2 separate regions of the Mus musculus genome follow, and region 1 is linked to region 2. The links are chromatin loops, found by intact Hi-C in ENCODE. Cell type or tissue: gastrocnemius. All regions are shown on one strand.

The links. Peaks named below come from ENCODE experiments on the same cell type or tissue, not always from the same donor. Only the 100,000 strongest peaks of a DNase experiment are listed, where the experiment ranks them.
Region 1: a loop joins it to region 2, with 2.6 times the contacts of the local background. A loop is called at or near these places in 8 of 42 quality-filtered maps.

What each region holds. Positions count from the first base shown.
Region 1 is chr17:84,786,728-84,794,727 of GRCm38, forward strand. Lrpprc (leucine-rich PPR-motif containing) reads right to left here and starts at 4,059. Exons shown (of 38, transcript NM_028233.2): 1 at 3,638-4,059. The coding sequence starts at 3,786. In gastrocnemius, no CTCF peak of the experiment used is centred here; DNase peaks (open chromatin) are centred at 3,887 and 4,144; H3K4me3 peaks cover 2,597 bases; H3K27ac peaks cover 2,000 bases.
Region 2 is chr17:84,952,476-84,960,475 of GRCm38, forward strand. It overlaps Ppm1b (protein phosphatase 1B, magnesium dependent, beta isoform), which reads left to right and starts at 5,526. Exons shown (of 6, transcript NM_001159496.1): 1 at 5,526-5,919. It overlaps 1110020A21Rik (RIKEN cDNA 1110020A21 gene), which reads right to left and starts at 4,948. Exons shown (of 4, transcript NR_027929.1): 1 at 4,725-4,948. In gastrocnemius, a CTCF peak has its summit at 4,569; DNase peaks (open chromatin) are centred at 4,743, 5,347 and 7,884; H3K4me3 peaks cover 4,327 bases; H3K27ac peaks cover 4,289 bases.

The sequences.
Region 1 (8,000 bases), 170 kb before region 2:
GTGCTCTTTTCAATCTTCATCTCATGCTACCCCTCTCAATATCTACTTGTTTGTTGAATGTTTGACACCTACTCCATGAACACAATTAGACCTCAAGGGAGGTAACATAGTAAGAGAAGTCCTTTAAGGCCTAACAACAGGTCTACAGTGTCACACGTAACAGCATCTGGTGGTTATGTGTGTACCAGGACTTAAGGGACAGATGGCAGAGGCGGCTGGAAAAGGTCTGCAGTGGGAGCGAATTCTCAGCACAGGAGAATGAACACCACATTCAAAAGCAGAGAGCTGGACATCTTGGTCCAGTAAAGCCCTCATGACCAGCCCAACAGCACCTCTGTCGTCCGCAGGCTTGCTAAGACAAGCAGGGTCCTAGACCCTGGCCAGGTCTCCAACGTCAGTCTCCACATGTTCACATGATCATTTTAGCTATGGCAGGGATAACAGCTTACATGGAAAGACAGAAGGCGTGAGACCACTCCAGTTTCCAAAACACCTGTGAGAGCAGCTGTCGGGCCGTGGCTCTGGAAACAGAAATGACATGGCCACTTCTCCAGGAACCCTGGGGAAAGGATGATGGGGGCACCAGAGAGGAGGCACCCATTCCAGATGAAGAAGAGCTCCCAGGATTTTATCATTTGTTAATGAAAGGGGACAACAAGATGTATGTGGGAAAATAAACAAAACAACAACAAAGCACAAACACGCGTGGGCTCTTTCTGAGTAACAGAAAAGGCAACACTCACAGCTGTGTTCCATTCAAGACGTGTTGGGTTTGAAGTACCTGTCGCTGGGCAAGGAGCTATCCAACTGACGATCCACCTCCAGGAAAAGCAATGCAGCTGCCAGGCTAGAGGGGCAAGCAGTGCCTAAGGCGCTGGAGATGAAAGGGTCAGCTACAAGGAGGACACACGAGTGAGGAGGCAGGAGCCGCTGCGGCCAAGCCTCTAAGCACGTGAGCATCTAATGTACAACACGGGCACAGCAGCAAGAAGGCAGGCGCAAAACAATCCTGAGAAGCAGAACTGACAGTGCCTTCCTGGTGCCAGAAAAGGGGCATCCTGAAAAGAAGAGGAAGAGAGGCAGACTCTGTCAGAGACTCAAGCCCCGAACACACTTGATAACTACCATGTCTCCAGCAAAACTCAAGGAAAACCAACACACAGCCACACATTCATAAATGACTTTTGGAAACACTAACGGTATGACACCAGCTCTCTCTGGGTGACAGTTAAGGAAGATTATTATTCCTCAAGGAGCATGAGTTCTATGATTTAAAAAATGTAAATGGGGCTGGGGAGGTGGCTCAGCAGTTAAGAACACTTCCTGCCAAGTGACCCAAGTTCAGTACCCAGAACCCACGTCAGTACAACTCCAGGGGCCTCGACACCTTCTGAAGGCACCACACACACAAACACATACAACAGAAAGAATATTTTTTTTCTAAATAGTTAAGATTCTGGTCATATGGTACACACATTTTATTCCAGCACTTGGAAGGCAGAAACAGGTCGTTCTCTGTGAGTTTAAGTCCCAAAACAGCCAGGTATCTATATACAGATACTGTATCAAAAAAAAAAAAAGTAAGAAATGGAACGAAGCCTCAGGTGCAGTGTGAAAACAGTGTGCGACAGGGAATGAGAAGCTAGCAAAGGAGACAGGAAACCATGGGCAAGAAAGAGAGCAAGTGGGACGCTTCTAGAATAAATAGAATCCTGAGAAAGGTTGTGTTTTCCACACAGGCTTAGAAGCTGTGGGATAGGAGACTGGCCGGAAAGTGTTCAAAGTCCAGAGAAAGAGAACAAATACTACTTCACTGGCTGCCATGACCTAACACGCGTTAACAAGACCACGTACTATGCTTGAGCAGTTTCCTCTCTACGGGGAAACACGCGTGTGGGGAAACACGTGCGTGGGTCACCCCGGCATAGTCATGTTACTGCTTACAGCTTTTCTTCCATTTATCTTTTGTATGTGCATGGATACTGTGGAGGTCACAGACAAGTTGTGGGAGCCGTTCTCTCCTTCCATGTGGGTCCTGCAATCAAACAAAGGTCACCAGGCTTGCAGAGAAAGTACCTTTTCTTGATGAGCCACCATGCTGGCTGACCCCATGCAGCCAGTTTTTCGGATCGTGGGAGAGACAGCTTCTGAAGAGACACCCGGATGCTGAATGACTGAACAAGCTTTACAAAGACACCCAATGCCCTCCCTTACAGACAAGTCAGAACCAGGGGAGCTTGGTCAAAGGTCCATCCGAGTATGCAGCGAGGAAGTGGAACCCGGGTCTGATGAACACACAGATGTGTCACTAAAATGTGTTCAGTTTCTGCCAAACCCAACAGCAAACATCAATGCCTGCACTGTAGCAGCACTAGCCCTGGCCCCGAGGGGCCTCGGGTGAAGGACTAGATTCTAGTCACTAGAGGAAAGCTAAAGGAACCAGCACTGCTGTCTCAGAAGACATGAAAGTTAGGGCATGATTTCACTGTTCAAGCCTACCACAAAAATAGAGGCAAGACCCTAACTTACAAATAAGCATCTCTCCAAAGACAACCAAGTTGTTCAGACATCATGAAGCATTTCCTTCATCTATCTAGTTATACGCCGTGCCGGGCTGGCCCGTGAAGACAGTTACTTCTATTACAGTGTTATTATAATATACATCAAGCCCTGTATCTCATGAAATAGTCCTAACCTTATACGGTGTCCACCTGTGTACCTAAAGAAACTTAAGGCCTGGGCTGCTGAGTGATTTGTCCAATAGCCTAATGCAAATAAGCCAAAGCACCCTCAGTCCATGGCTCCCCACTCCAGATCATACTTCCTAAGTCTGTTTGCTAGACCCCAAAGTTCTAGTGTGGGGTGTACAACTGTCAATTTCTTTCCGGTACTAAAACCTAAGCACCCAACCTTCCTTTATCAGTTGTCAAGAATATCTATGTTCTTTAAGTGAACATACTTGTTTCCCTATAACCTCAATCCAGAAAGGCATATACTCACAAAAATACATGACACTAACTAGGAACTTAACTTGTTTTTGCAGTAGGTACATAGATCCCAACAGAGCACCTTGCACGCGTCCTTTAATCCATTCTAGTGTGACAATCTCCAACCCATGACATCTGTGTAAATACTGAAGGAAAATTCCACTCAGCACAACGCAAGCAAAAACCCGAACTGGCCATGATCAAATGTCAAGTTCTAAACTATCCCTAGATCACTAGAACTTCAAACCCCAATCCCAAGAAAAAGAAAATGAAAAACCAAAGCCTCGTAAGACTACAGACTAGCAGGTTACTGGTCACCAGCGTGCGAGAGCACCCAGGAAGGGTACTCCTAAGGAAAGGCACAACGCCTGTCCCCACCTCAGCCCCATCCACTCCCCCAAAGCCATTGAGCTTCACGGGCCTTTCCAAAGCTAGAGCAGGCAGAGACCTCAAGCAGCAAGCCGGAAGCCAGCCATGCCCTCGACCATGACCTTCTCAAGACTCTCAACCTTGTCACCCCAAACCACTGGCAAAGCATGGGGGAGGGGGTGGCCTCATGCCTGAGAAGCCGGGACCACGGAATTGGAGCAAACGAGCAGGACACCAGCCCGTCCACCGCAGCCAGTCAGGAGGAAGGGTCCGGTACTCACCCTGCAGCCGGCCGGCTACCAACAGCCGCGACCCGGACGACGGAGGACAGCCGGCCCGGGACGCCCGCAGGGAGGCGCAGGGACAGCGGGAGGCGCGGGGCCGCCGCGGCCCCGAGCAGCCAACGCGCGGGTCTCAGCAGGGCTGCCATGGCTCAGCGTACCCAAGGCAGGATAGGATGCACGCTCCTGCAGAGGACCTGGAGGAGCACGTGACGACCCGGTCGCCCCTAGTGGGACAAACTAAGGACCGAGGGCGTCCAGCGGAGGAGGAGGCAGATCCCCGCCAAGGCTCACGGGAGAGGCAAGCCGAGTTCGCGGGATACCCTGGATCCGCCTTCTGTTTTACTATACATTGTTTTTTGTCTTCCGTTCACAGTGTCCCTGTTCCCTTGTCCAGCGCCCCGGCTCTCAGCGAGCCTGGCGACAACACCCCTCCACTTTGAAGTTGGTAGAGCCCACTAGAGGTCGGCTCCGCCCATGCGCGCGCAAGGGCTTGTGGGGGGCCAACTAGGAGCGACACCGAGGGTTGCTGGGAAGGGCCGACCGTGCAGATCCCGGGGTGCCTACGACGTTCCAGCCTTGCGCCTCGGTTGCTACCGAGCCGCTGCCCTAGCTGCTCAGTGACGTAGTTCCTGCCGTAGCTCTCAGAAACGGCGGCCAGAGAAAAGCTTGACGAAGAGAACTGGGAGGCTGTGGACCTCCAGGTTAGCTACATGCTATTTGTGTGACTGGGGATGGGGTAGATAAATATACAGAACTCATCCTAAGTGCCTCGCTTCATGAAATCAATGGATTCTAATAAAGGTCGTATAATTTTAAATGTCAAGGTTGAAGTTTCTTTTTCTCAGTGCCCCGCTCCTTCCAGTTAATGCACTAAGCAACTAAGGTAGTGAGTGGTGCAATTGTCTGAGGATAGGTCTGGAGCTAGGAAAACAAGTTCTTGCCCTCACAGAGCTCGCATACTGAAAGGGTTCCCTGTGCACTCGTGTGAACCCGGGAACAGGTTTCCACTCTACTTAGTTATTCCTTGACTGCTACCAAGTGAACAGTCAAATTCTCCCTCTGCAAGTTTTCCCATGTGGCTGTTTCTTCTGCTAGCCAACAAACTTCAGAGTGCCCAGAATGAGAATGCAGCCTCTTTTATGGCGGAAGCTCGTGATCAGTTGAAGACACTTCGTGCTTTGAGCATTTATTGAATGGATATACGTTCAGAGTTAACTTGGCTTAGCTTTCTTTTGGAGAAGCTAATACCGCCCTGCAAGATGAAGTTACTCTGAGTTACTATAGAGCACTATGATAGAATATAATTCATTCTCTCATTCAGCATTAGTACTATTTATTGAGCACATATTTTGTGTCAGGCACTATTTGGAATGCTGGGAATACAACATGGGGGGGGGGATCTCAATTTAGACAAAATTCCGTACATCTAAAGAAACATAAGAATTGTGATATAAATAAAAGATTAAGGTAGGTTACGGTCTGTGGTGATTAATCTTGATAGGATTTACTATCACCTTGGAAACCAGACTTTAAGCCAGTGAGGGAGTTTTTACATTGGATTAGTTGAAGTGGCAAGACCCACCCTGAATGTGAATGACACCACTGGGTCCCACTGAGTGTAGGTGTGACGCAAAATCATTTGCTTTTTTAAAAAAATATATTTATTTTATTATGTGTATGAGTGTTTTGCCTGCATGTATGTGTGTAACCACAAGTGTGCCTGGTGCCCTTGAAGGTCAGGAGAGGGCTTCAGATGTCCTGGGAGTGCAGTTAGAGACAGATACAAGCTGCTGTGGTGGTTGCTGGGAAACGAACCTACCAGCAGAATGCAGAGAGTCCAGGCATTTGCCACACCCAAGGAAGGCTAGGGCTCTGGATGCAAATGTGAAACGAGGTTGGTGGAAGTAATTATGATGATGGACTTTCTAAGGGTTTACTCCTAAAACTCTACTCCTCGGTTGTGAAGTGTGCTCTTAATTGTCAGCATGATGGAACTCAGAATCAGTCGCCTTGGGGACGGGCTTTTGGGAAGCCTCCTTGGTGTTAGGGTTTTAGGTGAGAAACCCACCCTGAGTATGTCTGTGAATGTGTGTGTGTGTGGGTGTGTGTGTGTTATGAGTGTGGTGTGTGTATGTGAGTGTGAGGTTTGTGTGTGGTATGTGTGTGTGAGTGTGGGGTTTATGTGTGGGGTATGTATGTGGGGTGTGTGTGTTATGAGTGTGGTGTGTGTGTGTGTTTGAGTGCATGTGTGTGTGTGTGTTATGAGTGTGGTGTGTGTATGTGAGTGTGAGGTTTGTGTGTGGTATGTGTGTGTGAGTGTGGGGTTTATGTGTGGGGTATGTATGTGGGGTGTGTGTGTTATGAGTGTAGGGTGTGTGTGTGTGTTATGAGTGTGGTGTGTGTGTGTGTGTGTGTGTGTGTGTGTGTGTGTGTGCGCGCGCGCGTTCCATGGGCTGGAGTCCCAGAGTGGATAAAAAGACAAAGCAAGTGCAGCCCCAGTAGCTCATCTCTCTCTTCCAGCTAGAGATGCAATGTGATGCAGCCAGGCCTCCCTCCATGATTCTATTCCTTCTCAAAGCATGAGCTGAAACAGCTCCTTCCTCCCTTTCACTGTTCCTTTCAGGTATTCTACCACAACAACCAGCAAAGTAACCTGCCAGCCGACACCCCATCGCCACACCAGCCTGTGTTAGCTACTTGTAACTGTGACACAGTGGCCCAGTGAACAGCTTCCAAGGAGGAGAGGTCTATTTTTGTTCACATTTTCAGAGGTCTTGGTCGATGTTTCCTTTGCCTGCCTCATTTGAGCAGAACATCATAGTGGCAGGCGGGAATGTGAAGAGTCTTAGTGAGGGTTTTACTGCATGGTGAAGAGACACCATGACCAAGGCAAGTCTTATAAAGGAAAACATATATTTGGGGCTGGCTTACAGGTTCAGAGGTTCAGTCCATTATCATCAAGGTGGGAGCATGGCAGGATTCAGGCGGCATACTGCAGGCAAAGCTGAGAGTTCTACATCTTCATCTGAAGACTGAAGGCTGCTAGTGGAAAACTGATTTCCAGGCAGCTAGGATGAGGGTCTTAAGCCCACACCTACTCCAACAAGGCCATGTTGTAACCCCCGAATTACTGATACTAGAGAGACTTCAGTGTTGTACAAACAGTTTGCCTCTGCGTTCCCCGCCAGAGGCTCCCATCCTCCCTCCCACTCCCCTAGTGTTAGAATGGCGCGCAACACTCCTCTGATAAGCAGCCAAACTCCAGGTGCCTGTCCTTGAGACCTTAGAGAAATAACAAGCTCAAGGGAGACCATGGGAAAAAAGGTAAACAGAGGTCAGGTCACAGACAGTTACGACTGGCCATAAAATTAGTCCTTGAAGCTGGGTGTGGTGGTGCACGCCCGGCCACACTGTTCCTAACTATACTGTATATAAGCCCAATGTTTTCTAGACTCAGGGTTGCTTGCCAACATACATGAAGTGAGTGCTAGGTGGGCAAACTGAGTTTGAACTTGAAAATGAAAGACTCTTTTTCAAGATGCAGTGGACTTTGCAATTCTTGGGCTCGTCTGGGTTTCCCGTGAACTCAGGGCACAACAGCCACACTTCCTAATAGTGCCACTCCCTGGGACAAGCCATTACAAGGGGGTTCTTTGCTTCATGTGGGACAGGAAGTGGAGACAAGAGAAGGAGATTGGTGACCAGGTATAACTTTCAAAGGCAATGACTTAATGACCTACTTTCTCCCTGTAAGCCAGTGGTTCTCAGCTTTCCTAATACTACGATGCTTTAACACAGTTCCTCTTGGTGTGGCAACCCCCAATCATACAATTATTTAGTTGCTACTTCATTCTGTAACTTTTCTACTGTTATGAATCTTAATGTAAGAATTTGATGTGTGGGATATCTGCTATGCGACTCCTGTGAAAGGGTCACGCAATCCTGAAGAGGTCTCAACCCCCAGGCTGAGAGCCACTGCTCTAAGCCCTGTCTCCTGAAGTTTCTACCATCTCCCAAAATAACAGCACCAGCTGGGGCAAGGTGTTCAACACCTGAACGAGTAAGGGATATTCCGTATGTAAACAAGTGTTCCACCCTTGAACCTGAAGGATCGTGGCCATCTCAGAATGTAAGATGCACACAATCCAGCCCGAGTTCTCAACGTCACCGCTGAATCTCAGGTCTTGCTGTTATTGAGCTCTGATGCTAAAAAAGGTTGAAGTCTGACATTACTGGAAAGCCCCGAGCTCAGTGCAACATGGTGGACTCCCTTGGTCAGCAAGGCTTCTTCTTCTCAACTTGGGAGATCCCAGACCCCACATCCTCTTCCTGCAGAATGTCGCATAGTCTTGGTTAGATC
Region 2 (8,000 bases):
GCTATGAGTTTGAGGCCAGCCTTGGGTATGTAACAAGTTCCAACCTGAGCTATACAATACGACCCTGTCTGAAGGTCAGAAGTGCCTGTCATAGTACTCAACTCAGTGGATTTTTGTTTTGTTTTGTTTTGTTTTCCTTCAAGACAGGGTTTCTCTGTGTGTCTATATGTAGCTCTGGCCATCTTGGAACTTACTCTGTATATCAGGCTGGCCTTGAACTCACAGAGATCTACCCGTCTCTTCGTCCCAAGTAAGTGCTTTGAGTAAAGGTGCATCACTACTGCCTGGCTTCTGTGGATTCTTGTTGTGCAGTCAAGGCTGGCCTTCAACTACTGATCTTCTTGCTTCTATTTCCCAGGTGCTGAGAAGTCAGGTGTGCACCACCGCATGGCTTATGTGTTGCTAGGGACTGAACTCAAGACTTTGTGCATACTAAGTAACGACTCTACCAAATTTCATATAGAGAGAGACAGTAGTAGAATATATCCAGTCACTGGTGGTAGAGTGCTGGCTTATCATCTGTGAGGATTATGTTCAACCCAGTATTTCTATGTAACCCAAATCAGGGTACCCGGAGTTCGACACCAAAGTACTTCAAGGAAGTTTGGTAATTTATATGAAACAGGAACACAAATGGGCATAGCAAATAGGTAAGAGGTTCTTAATGAAGAACATATGAAGATTCCCATTGCAACGTAGACTTCGATTAGGTACTGCTATGCACTGTGCCCCATTTAAAATCTGAAAACATTGTGTGGCATTGGAAGCACTGTGCTCAGGATGAACTTACAGACCATCCAGATGTGTTGGAAATGTGATTATCTGATATTTTATGTTCATGCCTGTGCAAGAGCATGTGTGTAATAGGGGGTGGGGTTAGGGTACTGTTTCTTAAGAATCAGGTCTCTCATGGTCTGAAGCACCTCTGTTAGGCTAGGCTGGTTGGTCAGTGATCCTGTGTCTCTCTCTCTCTCTCACACACACACACACACACACACACACACACACGCTTGGATACAGTCCTATGCTACCAAACTCAGCTTTTTATTATTTAAGTTCTGGGAATGGAAACCAGACTGTAGTGCTTTCAAGGCAAGCTCTTTATGACCAAAACCATCTTCCTAGCCCTGATGTCTTATTGTGAAAAAAAAAAAAAAAACCAAAAAACCAGAGCTGGAGCGGTGGTGTGTGTGTGCTTCTCATGCCAGCACCCAGGAGGTAGATTGAATGGGGAAAGAAAGAAAGAAAAAGGAAAGGCGGAAAGGAAAGGCCATGACTGCTGCTGGGTGTGGTGGGGGAGAAAGTTTATTATAGTACCTGGGAGAGCATAGCCAGAGGCAGACACGTCTAGGAGAGTCAACAGTGGTCGTGACCGTGACCCTAGTAAGGAGAGATGGTGAGAGGGGAGCCAAGAGCAGCCAGGAGGCCAAAGGGGTGAGAGGCACAAAAGGGGCAGGTACCAAATGTCAGGATTATACAGGGAAAAGCTCCTAGGGGAAGGGCAGCCCAGTGCCTGGGCTGATGAGTTCCGGGTAGAGGGCAGGGTATGCCAGTCACACCTGTAACAGGCAAGGACTGAGGGATGCTGGGAGAACCTGGAGGCCAGGTCCTCTTTGATATGTTGAATAGGCGAACCTCAGCTGTTTCTTCTGGGGGTTTAAAAACTCAACATGGATCTTGGTGAATTTTTTCTTTTTTTTTGGTTTTTCGAGACAGGGTTTCTCTGTATAGTCTTGGCTGTCCTGGAACTCACTTTGTAGACCAGGCTGGCCTCGAACTCAGAAATCCGCCTGTCTCTGCCCCCCAAGTGCTGGGATTAAAGGCGTGTGCCACCACCGCCCGGCGATCTTGGTGAATTTGAGGTCAGTGAGGTCTACATAGTGAGTTCCAGGACAGCCAGGGCTACATAAAAACAATAACAACAACAAAAACAATAAACCCTGTCTCAAGACAAACAAAAGTGACCCCAGCTCAGCATAAAGAAAACGAGCATCCTAATCAGGACAATTTTCTACCTTATACTTAGCATTGTCTCAATTTTTTTTTTTTTTTTTTGAGACAGGGTTTCGCTGTGTAGCCCAGGCTGTCCTGGAACTCATTCTGTAGACCAGGCTGGGCTTGAACTCAGAGATCCCCCTGCCTCTGCCTCCCGAGTGCTGGGATTAAAGGTGTGCGCCACCACCGCCCGGCTCTACTGCTCTTTATGTGGCTCTAAAGAAAGGCATTATGGTCGGGCAAACCAAGGCTCAGGGTGTAGTCACCAGAGTACCAAGCTGTTGCAGAACCATTGTGACGGTGCTGATTGTGTGTGACATATCCCCTATCTACCACGACACATACCGCCGTTTAACCTTGTGAATCCTTTGGGGGCTTCTTTAAGGGTTTGTTGCTAAGCTTCAGTAATTCAGAAAGTTAACCTAATGGTTTTTTCGTCTGTGATCTCATTGTAGTCTTAGACATAAAACAAACAAACAAACAACAAAACCTCAGTTATGTTTTCTTACTTTTAGTGATTAAAGAGTGAGTTGTATACAATCCGCAGCCTAGTTACATCACTGAATCTCATATTGCATTTGAGTGTCTGCCAAAGGAGATCAAGAGGAAATCAAGCAGTGCGAGACAGGGCTCTGATGTCTGTCTGTGGTTGCCTGGGTTCTCGAGGCAAGGGAATCCAAGAGCCCTTATTTGTTGATCTTTAGCATGTTGATCCTTATTTTGGAAGGTGAGGTCCCGTACTTCAATCTTCTAATATAAGGTGTCCCAAGCAAAGGTGTGATTTAAAAAATATATTGTGTAAGTCATTTAAATAATTCCCAGGCTGTCGAAGATGGCTCTGCAGGGATAGGAGATTATAATCAAGTCTAATAGCCTCAGTTGTACTCTGGGACCCTACAGGATGGCAAGAACTAATTGCCCTCAGACCTCCACTGCAAACACACACACACACACACACACACACACACACACACACACAAACACTAAATGTAATTAAACCCTTCTTGATTCCATAATGAAGCCCCTTGAAGGGGTAGTCAGAGCTAAAGTGGGCTTACTTTCTTTTCTTTATTGAAGCTCACCTACAGTATGCAAAATCAGAGAAAGAAATTTTTATGGCTGTCTCCAATTCTCAGTCACTGGGTCTAAGAATTGGTGTGCCAAACCAAACCAAATCAACCAACCAAACAAACAGTCAACTGACCAAACAACCAAAACCAAAACAAAACAAAAAAATCTAGCACCCAAAGACTACTTTTAAAAATTATCTTTCGAAGTTCAATCTCCAGAATCACAATAAATGAAATAAAATTGTATTGTAGTGAGCTTTCTCCCCAGAGTGAGCTCTGGATTTTGTAGGCATGAATGTAGCTTGGAACCTCAGGTGATTCTAATTTTAGGAACCTGTTTGCCCACTATCCTGAAAAAACACCATGTGTGCTGGCTACATTCTAATGACAACTTGACACAAGCTAGAGACATCTGAGAGGAGACAAACTTTCATTCCTAAGAGCTGGCTGTGGGCTAGCCTGTAGAACATTTTCTTAAGTAGTGATTGATGGGGGTGGTGGGGGTGGGTGGGGGCAGCCCATTGTGTGCGATGCCATCCTGAGCTGGTGGTCCTGGATTCTATAAGTGGGCTGAGCGGGCCATGTGAACAAGCTAGTAACCTCTCCATCAACTCTTATCTGCAGGTTTGAGTTCTTGTTCGGCTTCCTTCAGTGATGGGCTACAGTGTAAGTCCAATAAACCCTTTTCTACTCAAGTTGCTTTTTGGTTGCCATGGTGTTTCATGGTCCCAATAGAAACCTTAAGACAGAGTTCTTAAACTTGAAGTTCCAGAGAAATCTGAATTGCAACCAAATGTTTATTTCCGCCAGTTTCACTTTGGAAATTGCTTCAGAAATATGTCCTTCTTTTCAAAGCTGAATTTGCACTCCCTTAGGTCGGTCTAAACCTAAGTTGTCCCAACTAACTTATACCTAAGTATGAATAAGATCGAAAACGTCTTTCAAAGACTTGAGCGAGTTTAAAAACTCTTCAGGTGAGCGCTTAAGTGCCCCATTACACTTTGATCTGGAAGAATTAACCTGGTTCACTTTCTAGCTCAATGTGGTTACTAGATGACCGTTTTCTCCCGGCCTTTGTGAAGCCTTCCGAGTAATCATACCCAGAGGGAGACTCCTTTATGTCATCATTACCCTTTGCAGACGTTCAATGATTACCTACCATTCCCAGTCTGGGACTGCCTGCCTTACTTTTGTATCTCCAGTTCTACCTACCACGCTTAGCAAAATGCAGGTGCTCTTTAAGAGAGGAATGACCTAGTGAATGTCAAGAGCCTAGACAGGAGTTTTAAAAATCAGACTCAGAAACAAAACACGGAACTGCCAAGGGCTGGAAGGCAGGAGGTCGAGGTAAATAAGAAGAACGAACAATCTGAACCATTGCAAAATCATCCCGAAGGGATCTCCTGTCCCATTTTCTCAAGTGGCTTTTCAGCCTTCTCAACTTCCCGCCCACTCTCCCCTGCTGGAGACAGGTCATGCAGGTATCCCAACAATGAGGCTCTGATTGGTCAGAGATGATTTCATTGTTAGGGAACATCCGGGCTCTTTCCCTCCCTGCATCACCTCCCCAGAGCCCTACGCGCCCAGTTTTGCACTCTCGCGTGCGCCCCACCCGTAGTTGAAGCAAAACAACGCCTCTCTCCAGGCCCTTTCTCGAACCTTTCTGAGCTCTTCCTTCACAGCTCTATGCCAAAGAGAGGCGGCCACTTCTTCCAATGAGGGTCTAGGGGCACTTCTCTGGCCAATCAGAAGCCGGCTCTCTCCACTCCGGGTGGGACCAATTTCCACCTATAACTGGACTGCCCGTTGGTTTCTTTATGGTGTTCGTTCTCCGCGAAGTGTAGAGGTCAGAACTGCAGGGTCCGCAGACTCGGGGCTTGGCCATCTACGAATACTAGCCAATCCCTTTTAGGATACTTTTGCGCGTTCATTTAAAAAAAGCCGAAGTGACGGACTTGGAAATTGGTTTCTTGACGGACAAGTAGAGGAAGCCAATAGTCGGAGGATCAGGCCGCCATTTGAACCAATCAGAAAAGGATATCGGTCTTCGAGTTGGGGCGTAATTTGACTGACGGAGGACTCTACCTATGGCTACTAGGGTGGGCAGGTCGGTGACGTCAGGAGTTAGGGCAAGGCGGAGGTGGGGCTGAATAAAGTAAATGGTAATGAAGGGTTGGGCCTCACTGGTGGGCGGTGTGTGATGGATAGTTGACCTTGCCAATTAAGGTGGGCACTGACGCCCAATGAGAAATTAAAGACTCAGAGGCGGGGCCGTGTGGGCGGGGAAAGAGAAGCACAGAAGATACTAGGGGCCAGGTTGGGCGGGAGAACGTAGATTGACAGGCTTCTCAGCAAACCGAGGGCAGCGGTGACACACGCGGCGTCCCAATGGGTGCCCTTGGGGGGCGGAGCCCGAGGAGGGGCGGGGAAAGACGGCGGTGCGGGGAGGGGAGGGGGGTTGCAGAAGGAGCGGAGCGGCCGCTGCTCAATGGCGGAAAAGCCGCTGGTGCTCTGACCGCCTGGTCCCCCCTGGCAGTTGCGGGGGAGTTTCCTGCCGGCGCGGCTGGAGTCTCTGTTTCTCCGTGTCCGGTGGCTGGAAGATGCTCCAGAGAGATCAGGCTGCGGCGGAGGAGGTGGCGGCGGCCGAGTCGGCAGCGGCTCTGGGTTGGAGAGAAGGCGGCGGCGGCGGTGTGAGGGGCCGGACGGTGTAAACAGCTCGGGCGGCGGCGGTGGCCGAGCCCCCGAGGGCGAAGCGGCGGCGGAGGCGGTGTCGCGTCTCGGGAGAAAGCCGGGGGCCGCGGGCGGCTGTGCGGCGGGCGAGCCCGCGAGACCTCCCTTTCTACCTTCGCCCCAGGTAAGGCCGCTTTGCGCCCAGCCGAGTGGGGGAACGGCCGTCCGTCCGTCCAGCCTGCTCTCGGAGCACCGGGCTAGGCCCAGGGCCTGGGCTGCCGCCGCCGCCTCCGCTTGCGCGCGAGGCTTCGCGGGGCGCGGCGCGGCGAGGGAGTAGTTTGCCGGGGCGCGTGGAAGTCCGCTGCTTCCCCTCGCGCCGCGGCGTGCAGGCAGCGCCCATGGGCGCGCGGGCCACCCCAAGGCCGCGGCTCACCCAGTCCTGCCCGCCGCTCCGGAAAACACCTTTCGGTGTGGCTCTCTCTCCCGGTCGCTTTCTGCCCTCCCCTGCGCTCCGCTCTCCTTTCTTGTGAAATCTTTCTGGTTTTTCTGTCTGTGCCTCTCCGGGCCTCCTTCCCCCTCCTGTGCTTTAAACCGTTTGTCTTGCTCCTCTTAGCCAGACTCGGGGGTTCGTGTCTGTGTGTTGCCCACCAACCACGGTCCGAAAATTTCGGGTGTCGTGCTTAACAATGGGCTTCTTAAATGAAATTACTATGAACTCCATCTCAAGTTTACATGAATTCCATTAAGAATAGACTGGACAGTATTATGTGATCGGTCATTACTTTTTATCTTTAAAAGCCTTTAAGGAAAGAAAGTATCATTAAGCATAGCTGAAAAGAACCCTGAAATAAACTTATATAAATGAAGGGCTTGGTGAATGTTAGAGCCATTTCTTCATTTTTTAAAAAAGTTGCATGACCTCTAATACCAGTTTTAGCACCTCTAGGACGTTTGCCCATCTTATTTGGCAAAAAATTGCCTCTTAAGGATTTGATAGCTGCCCAAATTCATCAGTATTCAAGCGCTTCTAAAAACAACTTGGAAACTTAAAAACAACTAAGAAGTTGTTTTGGTAAGTCACACAGAACTTTTAAAATAGGCCCCACATGTTTAATGTATCAAAATAAAACTGGCAGGAGTCTTATAAAGGGATTATTAGGGAATTTGGGTTGTCTTCATGTTATGCGGCTATTTTGGGAAAAACATTCTTTTTCTGTTAACAAACGTTTATAGCTCCTGTGATGTGAGAGTTAACTGAAGCTTACTGTGGGATTAGCACAGGAACTCTTTATGTTGAGCCTACTGCCTGGATGGAGAAGTGGTAGGTTGTCCAGTGAAGAGGGTATAAGTCACAGTGTGTTCTGCGCGATGGCCCCTACATGTTCATAGATACTACTTCATTTACTTTCTCTGTTGTGCAATTACAGTGTTCCTTTTGTAGGTTGCCTTTGAAATACATCATCTCTGAGTATGGAGGTTATTCTGACTATTATAGAATTTTCCCAGTGTAGACTTCACTTGCAATAATATTTAAAGGATAATCTTTTATTTATTTTGAGACCAGGGCATAGGGAGCTGATTATATAACCCCGGCTGGTGTGGAACTCGATGTGTAGACCACACTGGCCTTGAACTCACAGAGATTCTCTGGTCTCCAAGTGCCTTGAAGGTCTGTACTACCACACCCAGCTAGTGATTTTTTTTTTCTTTAAAAAAATGCTTTTGTGGTCCTTACAAATGGACAGAGTGTGTGCTGTCGTAAGAACTTAATTTTTGTTACTGTTTATTATTTAGTGGGGCAATCCTCTCCACACACATCCGAAATACCGTCCCCCCACCCCCACCCCCAATTGTTAGAGGTTTTTTGTTTTTTTCTTTGAGACAGGATCGCAAAATGGGACTCAGGCTGACCTTGGTCTTACTTACTTAGGCTGGTCCCAAAGTGATCCTCCTGCCTCAGATTCTTAGGATTATAGTGTATCACCATTCTTGTCTCCCCTCTCTTTTCATATTTTAAAAAGTTATTTTTTTATATTTGTTTCATGAGTGTTTGCTTACAATGTGTAAATGACCCACTTGCACCACCACGTGAGTGCCTGGTGCTAGTAGTGGAGGCCAAGAGGGAGCGAGGGCAGGAGCTCTCCTGGAACCAGTTCCAGCCAGCTGTGAGCTGCCATTTTGGCTTGGGGAGCTGAACCCAGGTCTTCCAAAAGAGCAGCAAGTGCTCTAATTGCTCGTCAGCTCCTGAACGCTCTCTTCTGAAGC